2 separate regions of the Mus musculus genome follow, and region 1 is linked to region 2. A link is a loop called in an ENCODE intact Hi-C map of the cell type or tissue named here. Cell type or tissue: gastrocnemius. All regions are shown on one strand. Each heading gives the region's core, and the rest is flanking DNA. Links, peaks and the distances in the headings are about the cores only.

Region 1 (8,222 bases), core at 1,187-6,186, 360 kb after region 2:
GGAGAGGATATGCCTAGTCCTGCAAGGACTTGATGTGAGGGGAAGGAGGGAGGGAGAGAGGGTGGGTGAGGGTGGGAGTAATGGAGGGGGGCTTCCCTTCTCAAAGGAGGAGAGAGGGGAATGTGGGGAGGATCTGTGTGAGAGAGCACTGGGAGGAGAGCTGGGGCTGATATTGAGATGTAAGGTGAATAAATAAATTTTAAAATATTTTAAAAGTAAAGAAAAATAATAAAGTTAATAGAACTAGAAAAAATATTGTGAATCACCATGGCTGATGGGTTAGCTTTAATAGTCACCAATATCTCAATGGTCACTTGACTCTTCAGCTGGGAGGGGTGCTGATTTAACCAGTCTCTGATCACTGGCCTATTTCACGATGTGCATGACCACCATAAATAAAATAAAACACTGCACCACGTGTTCTTTTCATAAGTCCTTGGTATCACTGATGCATGTTCTTTGGAGCCACAATCTGCATGCTTGTTGATGCTCTTCTTCTACAACGCTGAACGGCTCTGCAGAAAAGTTGCTCCAAGTAATTCTTCTAACACCGCTGTCCAGGAGGGTCGAGTTCTTTTTTATTTCTTTCAAAGTATTTACTTTCTAGTTCTTTTTACAACCCACTTGTTTAATAGTTTAATAGATGCACCTCACTGTTCTTTCCAATGATATCTTATAACTACAGAAGACACGGACACACATGGAATTTTAACACATTTGCCCTTATGTAAACTGGCCACTTCTGATAATTTTAGTGGTTTGTTTGTTTTTCTTTCTTCCTTTTTTAAAAAAGATTTATTTATTTATTTTATGTACACCATTGCTCTTTTCAGACACACCAGAAGAGGGCATCAGATCTCATTACAGATAGTTGTGAGTCACCATGTGGTTGCGGGAATTGAACTCAAGACCTCTGGAAGAGCAATTGGTGCTCTTAACCACTGAGCCATCTCTCCAGTCCCCTCTTTCTTTCTTTCTTTCTTTCTTTCTTTCTTTCTTTCTTTCTTTCTTTCTTTCTTTCTTTCTTTCTTTCTTTCTTTCTTAACTCTTACTGCTTTGTAGGAAATATTTCTATATATAAAGTATCAAGTGTCTAATAGTCCTGGCCACATGGGAAGTCACGACAGGAGGTAGAAACATGAGTTCACAAGCTTGAATCAAGCTGGGCAATGCAGTGCGACCCTGTCTCAAGAAACAGGAAGAGGGAGAAAAAAATGCTGTATAGAGGTGAAACTTTAGGGAAGAGACTAGGCTAAGCCATTAGGCTGAAATCTCCATAGTCTGTGACTGGTTTTTAAGGCCTTTTGAGGAAAGAGACCAAGGAGCCCAAGTGCAGCATTTTTCTAACGAGTGTGTAATAACACACAACTTGTCACATCACCTGTAAGGTCTGGAAGTCACAGAAAATTCCAGATTGAAAGAATTCTGCTCACTGATAATCTTTTAAAAGTAAACTTATAGTTAGACAATGCACACAGATATAAAATGTGCCTTAAACATTCTCTCACTGTGTCAGGTTGTTTCATATAAGGGCTTTTGAATATATTTCTTCATGATTCCTTTTTAATATTTTATGCTCCTTTATTATGTTTAATTCCCAAAGAAAGGAGTTACAGAGACAAAGTTCGGAGCAAAGACTGAAGGAATGACCATCCAGAAACTGCCCCACCTGGGGATCCATCTCATAAACAACCACCAAACCCAAACACTATTGCAGATGCCAACAAGAACTTGCTGACAGGAGCCTGATATAGCTGTCGCCTGAGAGGCTCTGCCAGTACCTGACTAATACAGGGTCCCCTATAAAGGAGCAAGAGAAAGTACCCAAGGAGCTGAAGGGGTTTGCAGCCCCCTAGGAGGAACAGCAATATGAACTAACCAGTAGCCCCAGATCTCCCTGGGACTAAACCACCAATCAAAGAAAACACATGGAGAGACTCATGGCTCTACCTGCATATGTAGCAGAGAATGGCCTAGTTGGTCATCAATGGAAGAAGAGGCCCTTGGTCCTGTGAAGGTTCTATGCCCCAGTATAGGGGAATGCCTGGGCCAGGAATTGGAAGTAGTTGGGTTGGTGAGCAGGGGGAGAGGGGAGAGGATAGGGGATTTTCAGAGGAGAAACTAGGAAAGGGGATAACATTTAAAATATAAATAAAGAAAATATCTAATAAAAAAAAGAACAAAAAAAAAAGAAAGAAAGAAAATAAGAAAAACAGAAAAAAATTCCCAAACATTTAAAATATAAAAAAAGAAAATATCTAATTAAAAAAGAACAAAAAAAAGAAAGAAAGAAAGAAAGAAAATAAGAAAAACAGAAAAAAAAATTCCCAAAGAATATTTTGTGTGTTTTGAAACAATTTAGTATTCAACATTAGATATAGGATCCTCTGTTATGGGTAGTATTAAATGTTCATTAATGATATTTTTAGGATGTAAAAGGATATGAATATAAAAGTTTAACAAATTTTATGTATTATTTGATTCTCAAAATATTCAATATTATTAATATGTTTAATGTTTAAATGCATTTAAATAATAAAAAATTTTAAGAGAGAAAAGAGTGTTTGGAACTGCAAGCAGGTGGGTCTGCAGAGAGGCCCATGGAACAAGACCCAGAGGCAAATTGAGGGAACTAGGGCAGACTTCAGAATCCAAACACATGAGTTCAAACCTCACCTTTGTCTTTGCTTTGTGGTTGGACTTTGGGAAATTGGCTGCTTCTCTGGACTGTGGCTTCTCTCTGTGTAAAGTAACATATATATCATTATCACATAGGGCTGCTGAGGGTGATATAAGTTATTTAGTATATTAGGTGCTCACATGCCACGGTCAAAGTCAAGTTTTAGTAGTTGGTCCTCTCCTTCCACCTAGTGAATGTTGAGGTCAAACTCAGGTTATGAGGCTTGGTGTGCAGGGTTTCTTTGCTCACCAAACAGTCTCTCTAACCTAAATTAATATAGGTCATGTTAAAGGATGCATAGGGGTCAAATGATCACTTATATTTCAAAGATAAATTGAGTTACAGGGGTGTATTTTCACAAAACACGAGTTTGACTGAGTAATAACTGAAGAATTCTTACCAGAGGACCTCAGTGAAAAAACCCCAAAGAGCTGGAGAAACAGCAAGGCACAACCGGTCTCTGCTGCCCCCTAGTGGGAACCACTCAGATTTCAAATCGATTCCTCAAATGGGAAGGCTATCCTGAGAGCAAAGGACTGTCTTGTTTTTTCAGGACTATACAGAAGAGACTCTAGCCTTCTTTTCTCTTCTTCTCTTCTCTTCTCTTCTCTTCTCTTCTCTTCTCTTCTCTTCTCTTCTCTTCTCTTCTCTTCTCTTCTCTTCTCTTCTCTTCTCTTCTCTTCTCTGCTTTCCTTTCCTTTCTTTCCTTCTCTCTCTCTCTCTCTCTCTCTCTCTCTCTCTCTCTCTCTTGAAATGAGATTTCAAATGGCCTTGACCCCACAATTCTATGGTTTCAGACTCTCAAGCGCATGGACGTCAGGTGTGCTCCACCTCCTCTGATTGAGTCTTGAGAAGGTGACGAGGCACTCACTACCCGTTAACATCACCGGGCAGGTCCCTTTCTGCCTCAACCCACTACCCTGTAAATAAGCTGCCACATCTTACCTGCAGAGCTGTTGTGAGAATGCGCATTATCTCTAAAAACCTAGCTATGCTCGCTGCTGTGCACCGCTCTACAACAGAACTTCTGGAAAGCTGACTCAGCATTCCCAGTTCTTCAGGGCCTTTTCCTCTCAGATGCTGCACAGTCTGATAATAGGAAGATAATAAAACCAGGTTTTAATCGGGATCTCTTGCAACAGAAGAGCGTTCTGAGCACTGGAATTTATAGCTGAGGCAGGGTAGAGTCGGGGGATGAAGACAGCAGATAGCAGATACTGCCAAGTGTGAGGGGGTCCTGGCCAAACTGGCTCACTGGGTCCTTGCTAAAACATCATGTCAGAAGTGGTAAGGAGTGAAAACATCAGACATTCTATCTCTCTTGTTTCTCTTCACTGTGACAGAATGCAGGACATAAAACAGTTTAAGCAGTTTGTCTTCCTCAGAGCTTCAAGCCCTTATTGCTTGGTCCCATGCACTAAGGCACAGTGCTGCGGCAGTATAAGCAAGTGAAGAAAGCTGTTCGTAGGAACGGAACCAGAGAGGAAGGGGTTGGGGACCAGAGAGAGCCTTCAAAGGCACGCCTCTAAGTGAGCTTCCTCCAACTGGACCCCATCTTCTAAATTTTCCAGAACATTCCAAATATTTCCAAAATAGTGCTACCAGCTGGGGACTATGCTTTAACACACAACCGAAGAGACACTTCACATTTGACCCATATCTATATGAAGTGTGATATCAAGGGTATGGGATGCGAGGAGAACTGACTTGACAGGATTCTTGCCAAACTGGGAGATATAAGTTTGCCATAGATGAATGCTAAGGGCTGGGGCCTAGTGGGCTTGAAGGAGCCTGACTTATGTTTGATCAAGGAGGTGAATCTCTTTCAGATTCCATCAGAAAGGATTTAAATCTTCCAAACCTTCCATACTCCTCATGGGGTCCTATTTTACCATCAGGTCTCACAGTCAAGAGCTGATGCCTGAGTACAAGAAGGACTATGCACATTGCATCATGCCAGAGAAAAGAAAGGTCCCCTGCTTCCTGCAAACCTCCAGTCAGAAGCCAACCATGGTGATCCACACCTATAACCCCAGCATTTGGGGGGGGCGAGGCCAGGGGATTTCAAGTTCAAACCCAGCCTGGATTACACAGCGATGTCTGGTCTCGGGGCTGGAGAGATGGCTCAGCAATTAAGAGCACTGACTGCTCTTCTGAAGGTCCTGAGTTCAAATCCCAGCAACCACATGGTGGTTCACAACCAATTGCAATGAGATCTTGATGGCTTCTTCTGGTGTGTGTGAAGACAGCTACAGTGTAGTTAGATATAATAATAAATAAATCTAAAAAAAAGAGAAAGACAAAGCAATGTCTAGTCTCAAAAACAAAATCAAACTTGAGTCATAAACCAGTTTAACAAGAATCCCTCTTCCTTGATAGATAATCAAATCCCTCTTAACCATTGCTGCTCAAAGCTGTACACTCTGCCCTTGGCTATAAACCTCCAGCTGTCTTCACTGCATTCTCAAGTGAGCCCTTTCTCTCATCACAGGGTCAGTAAAGGCTCTCTCCCTCTCCCTCTCCTCTCCCTCTCCCTCTCCCTCTCCCTCTCCCTCTCCCTCTCCCTCTCCCTCTCCCTCTCCCTCTCCCTCTCCCTCTCCCTCTGCCTCTCCCTCTCCCTCTGCCTCTCCCTCCCTCTCTCCCTCTCTCTCTCCCCCCCCTCCTCTCCTCTCCCCCTCCTCTCCTCTCCCCTACCCTACCCTACCCTCCCTTCCCCCCTCCCCTCCCCTCCCCTCTTTTCTTTTCTTTTCTTTTCTTTTCTTTCTTTTCTTTTCTTTTCTTTTCTTTCTTTTCTTTTCTTTTCTTTTCTTTTCTTGAGACAGAGCTCAGATACTGTCATTTGGCTTTGAAATCTCTGAGCAGCTGAAGATGACCTTAAACTTTCTGTCTCTACTTCCTGCATGCTGGGATTATAAGCATGTGACACCACTCCTTCTACAGTGCTAGGGCTCAAACCCAGAGCTCTGTGCATGATAATTACTTTTCTGTTGCTGCAAGAAAACAGCAGGAACAAGGCAATGTATAGAAGAAAGAGTTTATTTGCCTTACAGTTCCAAAGGGTTAATAGTCTGTGGGGATGGAGTGGAGGAAGCAGGTGGCAGGTGGCTGGAGCAACAGCAGAGTTCACATCTTGAACCACAAACAGGAAGCAGAGAGAATGTACTACAAATGGCGTACGGCTTTTGAAACCTTGGAGCCTGATTCCAGTGATGGGCTTCCTCCAGCAAGGCCACATCTCCTGAACCTACTCAGTGCCACCAGCTGAACCAATATTCAAATACCCAAATATAAGGGAATCTCATTCAGATCATTGTAACGTTGACTTTTTCAAGGCTTACTTTCAATGATGGTTCTTGGATGCTCTAACTTCCCTTTTAGCCCACCACCCAGCAGAGGTAGTGAAAAAGAAAGGATGGGTAGAGGAAGTGGACCTGTTTAGAAAAGGTTCTTTGGAGCAACCCCCATCTGTGTTGTCTGGAAATCAGTGGTTCACAGGTCAGCAGTGGCAGCTTGATCTACTCACAAGCACTTCACAGATAGACCAGCGGTCCAGTTTGGTAGAGTTGGGATACCAAACATAAATAAGCAGCAGTGGCATTACCTTGCAGAGATAGCCAGGCCTCAGACTTGGCACAAGTCAGCCAGATGGACCAGGGAGTAAGGCCAGGAAAAGTTCTCCACTGTGCCTCTCTCAGCAAAGTGAAGCTCAGTGAAGACTCAAGACCAACAAGAGTTGTTCAGCTAGCTCTATAAGCAAGCCAAGCTCAGCCTCCATCACTGTCAAGTCCTTTTTATACTCCTGCCAAACATCTTGTGTCCTCCACTGGTCTTGCCTCAGTATATAAATCTGTCTCAGCTGACATCACTCTGCCAATCAGCCAGAGTCTGAGGAAACAGCAAGAAACTGCAGCATACCACCACAAGTGTTTTTGGTGCATTTCTCTTTATGGAGTCCTGACAAATAGAGCTCAACCATGCAATGTAAGATGGACCAATTCATGCATGCTGTTAGCAATGTTAGCTAGCCTAGTTTACAAAGTAAGCTCCAGGTTAGCCAAAGCTAATCCCCTGCCTCAAAAACAAAACTACAAGCTGGGCGGTGGTGGCGCACGCACTTGGGAGGCAGAGGCAGGTGGATTTCTGAGTTCGAGGACAGCCTGGTCTACAGAGTGAGTTCCAAGACAGCCAGAACTATGCAGAGAAACCCTGTCTCGAAAAAGCCAAAAAACCAAACCAAACCAAAACAAAACAAAAAACCAAAACAACCCCCACCAAAAACAAAAATATAGGCGTATAATGAGATTCTGTCTGAAAACAAACAACCTCCCCACAAACACACACACACACACACACACACACACACACACCCAAGAATAGAGGAAGAAAGATAAAAGTAAATTATTTCATAGGAAAGACTGGTTTTTAAAATTAAAAATTGTATTTTGTTCTTTTTGTTTCTTTGGGGGTTTTGTTTGTTTGTTTGTTTGTTGTTTTTGTTTTTGTTTTTGTGACACAGTTTCTTTGTGTAACTGGAACTCAGGTTGTAGACTAGGCTAGCCTCAAACTCACAATGATCTTGCCTGCTTCTGTCTCTAGAGCACTGAGTTAAAGGGTATGTGCCACCACACCCAGCTATAAATATTTTTTTACATTTACTGTGTGGTGAAGGGAGCGTGTGCATGCATCGTGGCAGGCATGTGAAAACAGAGGCTGGCAGGAGTCCGTTCTTTCTTTCCATCAGGTAGGTTCTAGGGATCAAATCTAGGTGGTTTGGTTGGCAGCAACACAGTGGACAGGAAATCTCACTCATTAAGGCTTACAAGTTAAGTTAACATTGTTGCCTGGCACATAAGTGATCAATAACTATGTGGGGATTTTTGTTTTTACTGAGTTGACAATATGGCCTGATCCTGCTGATCACCTGGATTTATGGGTCCACTCTGTAGAAATCAGAAATGCAAAAACTTCTCCAAACCTGCCCTTGTAGATCTTGAACTCTTAGAATGTAATGGCAACATCCAACCCAGGCCAGGCTAGAAGCCTGCCCAACAAAAGTCTCTGGGCCTTCCATAGCTGACCAGTCACAACTGAGCTATTGAATCAGTCCCTGGCTGAGGAGGATTGACTGGCCAACCCCACATGAGGACACCCCAGGGGTCAGGTGTTCATCTCTGGTCTCCACGACCATCCAGCAAATGCATCCCGACCAAGGCTGGCAGGATGGCTGGAACCTTGGGCTGCAGCACAAGTTCTATAAAGGGACAGACAGGTGAATGCTTTGGGGTATCCACCCGAGATTACTCAGACCTAAGTTTAAGACAACAGAAGTCTTTATTAGCCTGCCAGTAACTACCCTGGGTGTTCAGAATCCCAGTGTAGCCTTAAGCCTTTCTTCAGGGTGAGGTTTTGTTTGTTTGTTTGGTTGGTTTTTAACAATAGACTTTTTTAAAAGTCAAACTTATAAATTTAAACAAATAATTTGAAGAGTTTTACCCAGTGAGATACAATTTAGTATGTACAAAAAAATAGGAGGGAGAAGGGC
Region 2 (8,222 bases), core at 1,018-6,017:
TTTCTCTTTGGTGAGACCAATACCTGGATGCTTCCAGCCGCCAGTGGGCTGGTCTCTTTACGTACTTTTGTGTAAGTGAACAGAGAAAAAAAAAGCTATCCCCAGAGAGATAAGCTTGTAATTTGGACATAAAATCACAGTTCTTGTCCCTCTTTGCTACTCACTAGAGCTGTAGGATCTTAAAGAACTTAATTAATCTTTGCATCCTGGTAATGTCATCAGTAAATAGTGAAGCCACCTTTCCAGGTGTCCATGAAAGTACGCTGGGAGCCACACTGGAACATGAAAGTAGTGGCAGATCGATACATTCAAATAAATAATGCATACAGACTTACCCTTTTATTTCACCTCCTTCCTGAGAGTTTATTGAATCCACTTTACAATGTCAAACAGAGGTTAAAATTTTTATGTGAATTAAGTCCATCTAAGAAATAAGTTTATGATGCATTATAGCTGTGCACCTTGCACTTAGCCCCGGATCATCCTAATGCCCAAGGGGAAAAGAAGGAAGGAAGGAAGGAAGGAAGGAAGGAAGGAAGGAAGGAAGGAAGGAAGGCAACTCTTATGTTGTTGGTACTGCTCTGTGCCAGGCACTGTTTGCGTATGGGTGCCCACCATCTGATTTGTAGCCACTAAATTAGAAACACTGACTATTACTGGTCTCACATGGCATGACAGAGTGACCCCAGAGCAGAAGCAGATGAAAGTATGAGCCTAGCTGCTACCTGTCACTCTTACTCTCATGCCCCTCCCCCTTACTGCCGTTGGCTGCAGCAGCACCCCATTCTGTGGTCTTGCTGACCTGTTCAGCAGCCGGCCACACTGTCTGGCTGCTCTCTCTTCCTCCTCCTTCTGACTCCCTTGTCTAAATGTTTTTGCAGGTGGTTAAGCTGAAGGGCCAAGTGCTGTCGGTCATGTATCGGTTCCGCACCAAGAACCGGGAGTGGCTGTTGATCCGTACCAGCAGCTTCACCTTCCAGAACCCCTACTCTGATGAGATCGAGTACGTCATCTGCACCAACACCAATGTCAAGTACGTGCACAGCCCTCTCTTCTGCTGATTATTCACATATGAGTGAGCTGGTTTGCTTGAGGCTCCTTTCTCCCCATAGGATCTAGCTGCAACCCAAAACCCCTATGGGGTGAAGGGGCAAGAAAATGGGAGACTCTGGGTTTCCTTTACTGTGGTGTGCATCCCTTCCATGTTCAGATCAGGTTACCACAGCCTCCATTCCATTCTTTTCTTCTTGACATTAAGCCAAGCAGAGAAGTATCTGCTTCTACATCCTATTGTGGTAAACACTGTGCCTGGTCTCCTGTCCTGCTGAAGCTAGTGAGTGGAAGTGGAGTGGGCTTCATGAAGCTCAGGCCAAGGTCAAGCAGCATGTTGTAGCAGCAGCACCTAAGCTTGGAAGCATCCCTCCCTGCTCCCAGCCCGGGACCCCTGCCTTTTGTGTACCTTTCATATCCAGGGAGCTGACAGGTAAATCTGAGCTCTCGTTTTGGCCATACCAGTTTGTGGTATTGTGTAAGTCACTTCCTCTCTTACCCGTCACTTCATGGGATGCTAAGCTGTGTCAGAGAGAGGCAGCTCCACTCAGCCACACATCCACATGAGGAAACAGCTATCATTCTGTGAGTTGCTAAGCCTGATGCCGTGGATTGGGGGCAGTGGTGCCTTTGTGATTTACAATATCACACACTTATGGTATTGTATCATGTGTAACCCTGGTGTGAGCTAAGGGATATTCGTACCCTGCAAAGAACCAACACATGCAAACATGTGGGCACACAGGTGTTCCAGTGAGTTAAAGCACGTAAAAGCTATGCCTGGGGTGACAGAGTGTGGAATGAGACAGGCATACTAAAGACTGCCCTTGTGTCTGCTGTTTATGGTCACTGGAATTCCCAATCTCCATTCCTCTGGTCCAGTCAAGGCTGGTCCTGAAACCCATGGCCTTCTTTTCCCCATCTCTTGACACCAGGGGATCCTTCTAAGAACCTGCCACGTCCCTCTGTCAGAGCCTCCCTTCCAACCTGGCCTCGCTGAGCCGCTGCTCCCATTCAGCTTGTCCCGGTCCCTTGAAGCCTGGCTTTTGCACTAGTCCAACAGCTTTGAGCACGCCATCTGGGACGCATAATCTCTTGCTCCCTGATGCTTCTCCATCAGCCCTTCTGGGCTAGCTCTCCTTCTAAACATCTTCCCCCTCTGTGTACTTGGTACAACTGGATTCGTCTTCTACCCCATCTGCTGGTCAAACTGTAAATGGAGCCAAATAAATAGGAGAAGCCACAGATCCAGATGGGCAAAAAGATGATCCTGTCTCATCCAGAGGTTTCACTCAAATTGAGGGTGTTCCATTTTTCCTTGTCAGTCCCACAATGTGGAGGAGGGGTGCTCTTTACCCAGGGACCAAAGACATGCCCATGAGTGACACACCCATATCTGATGCTAGGTCTGATGAAAATAAGGAAGATTGGGAAATGAGAGTAGAGCCAGATGCACGGGGCTAGGTAGGCCCTGGCTGCTGCTGTGTTCAAGGTATAGAGGGTGCTGAGCAGGCTTCTCAGGTGCCAGGCTCTTGCCAGAAGAAGACAATGCTAGCTAGCCTAACCTTCTTAGCACCTGTGCAAACCAGATCTCTACCCCTAGGCTTATCTCTCCCAATATGGCCTCACACCTGCCAATTCAGGCTGCCTAGCCAAGAAGTCACGGAAATAGAAAAACAAGCCAACTATTCAGAGTCCTGGACACTATTCTGGAATCTTCCCCCTTTGGATCCTAGGGAAAACTACTTCCTCTCTGGATCCTGCCTCCTTCTCTGCCCCTATCCCTCTTTGTTCCTTCTCAGTATGTGGTTGTGTACACAGGCCTGTGCTCAGCAAGGGCTCTGAGGCCGCTGGATTCCTGTGAGTGAGGCTGTTCTTGAGGGTGTAACTTAAGCTTCACTGTCAACCTTCCTAAATCTCCCTGTCACTAACTCCTCCCTATTGATGAACTACTTCTATAGCACGTCCAAGCCACCCTATCTACAGTAACAGTGCCCTGGCTGGGCACCCAGCAGCTTTGTAGATTTGGATGGGCAGAGCTGACTGAGGAGCCTTGTTGCGGATGGTTGGGGGCTTTTAAATCTTTCACCGTTGTTCTTTTCCAGTCTTCATTTACCTTCTGCCATCAGAGTCACATGTCTGGTCACAGCTAATGAAGCTGATGTCCCCTGTCCACCATGACTGGACATGGCCTAGGCCAGGCAAGATGCTTGCATTACTGTTCTTGCTTTAAGAGGGGACCCAGTCCCAGAAGCCCAAGGCTTGAGCTTCAAAACCATGAAAGCATGGGTAGAAGTAGGCAGGTGACAGTGGACAGATACAGAGGAAGAAGAAGACAAGACAGGACCCCCCCCCCAGAGCCTAGGGAACACCCCCAGGAGGCAGCCCTGACAAGGGGGAGGCATAGAAGCAAAGTCACCCTCCTCTGCAAGCCAGCCAGGCTGACTGGGTTGGCTTTCTGAAAGCCAGACAGTGATGAGACAGAAAAGCATTTTGTTCAGAGGTGGGCTATTCTGCTGTCTCAGGTCAGTCGTTCTCAGCATCTCCTGGAAGTTGTGTGAATCAGAAAGCCCCTGGGGCACCTGCAGCAGCGGCAGTAGCAACACATGTCAGTTTTCTAAACCAGGTGTTCAGTGGCAAGGATGAAAAGCTTGCTCTGGACGGTAGAGGGCGGTGCTGACCAAGCATGTGAGCAGACAAGAGCATTCTTGAGTTTTGTCAGCTAGGCCAGCAGTAGGCCAGCTAGTTAGGAAAGCTCCTCCCATGCCCTGTGCTTGGGGGGAGGAGTGAGGAGTTGCTTGCTCGGTAGCCTTCAGCTAAGAGCATCCAAAAGCAACTTCCTGAAGGAGTTAAGCAAGCATTGGGTGTTTAGCATTTGTGCTAAACTGCTGAAAAGGCTCTTTGTCACCTCTGACTTCTTCCTGTTCCTTCCACACAGATGGAAGCCCAGAAAAACAGACTGATGCAACACACAGGGTGCACTTCACTGAGGAGGTCAGGTCTTGGTGTTTGGGATTTGATACTCTGAGAAACCAGTCATGTCCGTCTTTCCACATTCGCCCATCCTAGCTCCTGGACATTCACTTCCCATCTCTCTTCTGGAGAGTGACATGCAATTATCCTTAGGCCAAGCCTCTGCTATTAAAATAGCACTAGTCTGAGGTTGTCTCGGGTTCTCATGACACAAGCTCCTGATGTGTGCATACAGCCATAGCTACATGTGTGCACTCATATGTATGTGCATGGAGGGCTAAAGATGCATGTGTCCCTGTGATGGTAGGTGTATGTGTGCATACATGTATGCACGTGTACATGCATACACATATGTGTGAGTACAAACATGGATTCTTAAAGCCCAACTGGTCAATGATCACATATACCCCATGGTCGTTAGTAGGAGTTACCTGCTTGATAGTAGGTGGAAAGTGAAGAGAAGGGGTGGATGCAAAAGGAGGCAGAAGGTTGTACAGCCAGGAGGCAGCAGCCTTCAGTGAGGGCTGGACACAAAGAAACCATTCTGTTCTGTCTTTTTGAGAGCCAGGCAGCAACTTCCAGTCAAGATGAGACGAGACCCCTCCAATGACGGGCTCCAAACCCAGGGAGCCTCTTAGTCCTTTCTTTTCCTGCCCCTCAGAGGAGAACCAGAACTGAAGGTTATGCCCAGAACTCTAGCACGCTTCCCCCTCTGCCCCGGTGGAGGTCCTGGTGTAATGTGACTTAAACAGTTAATAACTAATGCTTGAAATTAATACACCAACAGTTACTTTTTAACCAGCTATTACCCAAATAAAGAACACAGAGACCTTTAGAATGATAATAAGCCTTAAAGCACCGGAGCTGGGCAGATATCAACCCTCTAAGCTATTTTGTCTGTTCATGCCTTGAATCCCAATATATTGCTTGCCATATGCTTCATTTGCACTGTTCTTGCTTCATCGGGCTAGCCCTCATAGCCACATGCTCATGGTCCATATTAGCCCATGGTAAGACTTCCTTCTTCCTCCTCTCCTTGGTCTCCCTTATAGTCCCTACCTGAGACCCCCCCCCCCCCCGCCCCAAGCTCAGGAACCTTTGTCCTGCCTACCTCTCTTCTACCCAGCTACAGGCTGTCAGCAACTTTGATTAACCAATCAGAGATAATTTGGGTGCAAGACTTTCGAGACAAAAGCTGATGTACATAAAAAATTAATTCATCTTGGGGCAACAGAATTTACTGGCGTATGGAATTTAGCACTTGAATGCATAGCAGCACCAGACCAACCCCCAACATTTTGGTGACCTCTCAGGTGATGGTCACTTTCTTCCAGCCACTATTGAATCAACTTACAAGGCCAAAGAGATTTCTCTGAACATGATCACGTCAATGCCATGAGTCCAGAGTCTCCAGGAGCCTCTGGGACATGGAGGGTGTTTATTCTGGGCAGAGGAAAGAGGTCAGGCTCCACAGCCCTGCAGAGTTATATTTGAATCCGTTATATTTGCATTCTAGCTAGGAACACCACTTAAACTTGCTGAGCCTCATCTCCTTTATCTGATAATTGATAGCCATATATTGTAAAGATGTAAAATGCTGGCCAAGTACTGGTGATCAGTCTTCCATTCGGATATGAGCAGCCTGCCAGTGAGCCGTCATGCCTCCCTAAGATGCAGGGAACAGGAAACAGCAGATAATGGAGTACAAACAAGGAAGGACAGCGGTTCTTCTTTGACAGTAATGATTATATTGATTCTTTAAGAAAAAAAATTAAGAAAGGGTCTCATGCTGCCCAGGCTGGCCTTGAATATGAATATAACCTTGAACTACTGAATCTTTTGCCTCCACAACTCTGGTGCTGGGATTACAAGCACGGGCCACCATGGCTGCTTTTATGTGGTGCTGGGAATTGAGCCCATATCATTCATGCACTCTCCCAACTCTGCTAACCCTCTTTTTAAATTTTTTAAATCTATTATCATCATTATTATTATTATTATCATTATTGTTATTATTATTAATGCTCCAGTTTGCTTATATAAGAGGCTTACACTGCCTGGTGGGACAGCACACCCTTCTGATTCCATCCTTGCCTTTGTTCCTGTGCTCTTACACCACAGTAAAGTGTCAGGTCCATTGCGCCCCGGAACCTCAGTCTGCTCATCTGCCCTTCCCTGGAGACCCAGCCCCATCAGAGCAGGAATCTGTCCTGTTCTGAGTCATCAGAACAGGACTTGGGCATGGCTGTTTTCTTTGCCTCCACATAGTTCACTGAATAGACTTCTGGGTTTGATTCCAAAGCAGCTGCTCAGCAGGTCCTCCTACAGAGTCTCTTCACTGGGGTGTCTAGACCTTACCCTCTACCTTCTTTGTAATGTGAGTTACAGGCTTCACTGTTCCCTGAAAGCAATCCAGTCTCCCTACTTTAAAACTTGAAGCACCAGTTTTCTCTCTCAACGTTTTGTTTCCCCACACTCACTCCACCCCTAACTGAACATCCTGGTAGAGTAGGAGGAGCCTGGAAGAGTAGGAGGAGCCTGGAAGAGTAGGAGGAGCCTGGAAGAGTAGGAGGAGCCAAGCACCTTGGACTCAACCCTGAAGTGAGATCCTGCTCTGATGTAGCAGGACATCTCTGATCTAAACCTAGCTTTGAGCTCCAGCTTCTTGATATTGGATGTGGATAAAGTAACCACCATAAAAATTCAGTCTGAGGCATGAGTAAGAAGATGTGCACCCTCACGGCAGGTGCTTTGCTCAGTGCCGAACAGACTGCTTTCCTGAATTTTGTTTTTAAAAGAATTTTAGTACTGTATTTTTCCCCTGAATAAAACAAAGTCATTTGCTGAAGTCCTTGTTTGATCCAGGCATGATGGTGCCTGTCTATCCTCCTTCAACTAGAGAGCTAAGGCAGGAGGGTCAAGAGTTACAGGCCCATCCAGGGTGCATAGCAATACCCTGTCTCAGAAATAAAATCTGAAGGCTGAGATGGCTCAGTGGATAAAGCACAGAACAAGCAGGAGATCAGATCCTGAGTGTGGATCCCCAGTACCCATGCAAACAGCTTAGCCTAACCCTGGAGCTGCTAGGGTGGAGACAGAGGGATGCCTGGAGCTCACTGGCAAGCCAGTCTAGCCAATCGCTGAGCTGGAAGAATAAGATGGAAAACAAAAGAGGAGTAACTCCTGATGCCAGCCTCCAGACTTTCTCTACGTGCACGTATACCAGGATATGCACACATACTTTCCCTTACCTTTTCAACAGTTTGTGTAGAAGTCAAAACCTGAACTACAGGGGTCGGAGTAAAACAAAGTGGAAAGCCTTTTCTCGATCTGCAGAGCGTAGGCTACTTGGCTGTGAGGAGCAGAGCTTTCTCCCCGCCTCAGCCTCTCACCTTTCTGTTCCTTACACCTGTGTTGACTTCTTGTTTCACAGGCAACTTCAGCAACAGCAGGCAGAACTGGAGGTACATCAGCGAGATGGGCTGTCGTCATATGACTTATCTCAGGTGAATTTCTGGGAAATTCTTTTCTGATCGACACTCAGAGGACTGAGAACTAAACTCACCCCAGAACTTGACGCCCTCCCCACATCCACTCAGCTCCTTCCACACACTGGGTGCTAATGGTGCTCAACCCCTGCTCTCCTGCTGTGGTTCCTCCCTCCTGAAGTAAGCCACAGGGGCAGAGCATAGGTAGTGAGCAGATGGTGAGCTATGGTCAACCAGCACTGAGCATCTCTAAGGGACAGAAGGAAATCCCAGTGTGGGCCCCAGTCTCACAGACACAGAAGTCAGCGAAAGCAGGCTCTGGATGTAGGTTCTCTGGCTCCTTAGCCATCTCTCTCATCTTTGCCCCATGCCTTTTCTGATTTAATGTGTCTCTTTCTGTCATGCTGTGTCCTTTCCTTCTCTCATCTCTGCTGGTCCCTCTTCTCTCCTCTCTTTGTCCATGCTTCTGACAGCTGACCATCAGAAAAATTGACATAGCTTAATTGACAGGGTCTCTGAACTTCTTCCCAAACAAAGCTTTAGGTTCTCTTCCCAATGTTTACCCAAGGTTGCTTCTTTTTCATTTATCCCCAAGAAAGTTGTCACTGTAACTAACTGTGGCAATATTCCTGTAACACTTAGTTTACACCCCACAACCCATGTGCCTTTGAGCTCCCTGGATAAGCGCCCAACCTTGCAAGAATAGTCAAG

What was found. A loop is a pair of places that touch in the nucleus more often than their neighbours do. Peaks named below come from ENCODE experiments on the same cell type or tissue, not always from the same donor. Only the 100,000 strongest peaks of a DNase experiment are listed, where the experiment ranks them.
Region 1: a loop joins it to region 2, with 14 times the contacts of the local background. A loop is called at or near these places in 38 of 42 quality-filtered maps.

What each region holds. Positions count from the first base shown.
Region 1 is chr7:83,909,695-83,917,916 of GRCm38, reverse strand. No RefSeq gene overlaps it. Among named protein-coding and RNA genes, the nearest start is that of Mesd, 22 kb to the right of the region's middle. In gastrocnemius, for the core only: a CTCF peak has its summit at 3,147 (motif pointing left); a DNase peak (open chromatin) is centred at 3,149.
Region 2 is chr7:84,268,146-84,276,367 of GRCm38, reverse strand. Arnt2 (aryl hydrocarbon receptor nuclear translocator 2) reads left to right here. Exons shown (of 19, transcript NM_007488.3): 12 at 882-1,033; 13 at 7,457-7,529. Among named protein-coding and RNA genes, the nearest start is that of Gm26708, 39 kb to the right of the region's middle. In gastrocnemius, for the core only: a CTCF peak has its summit at 2,258; a DNase peak (open chromatin) is centred at 3,745.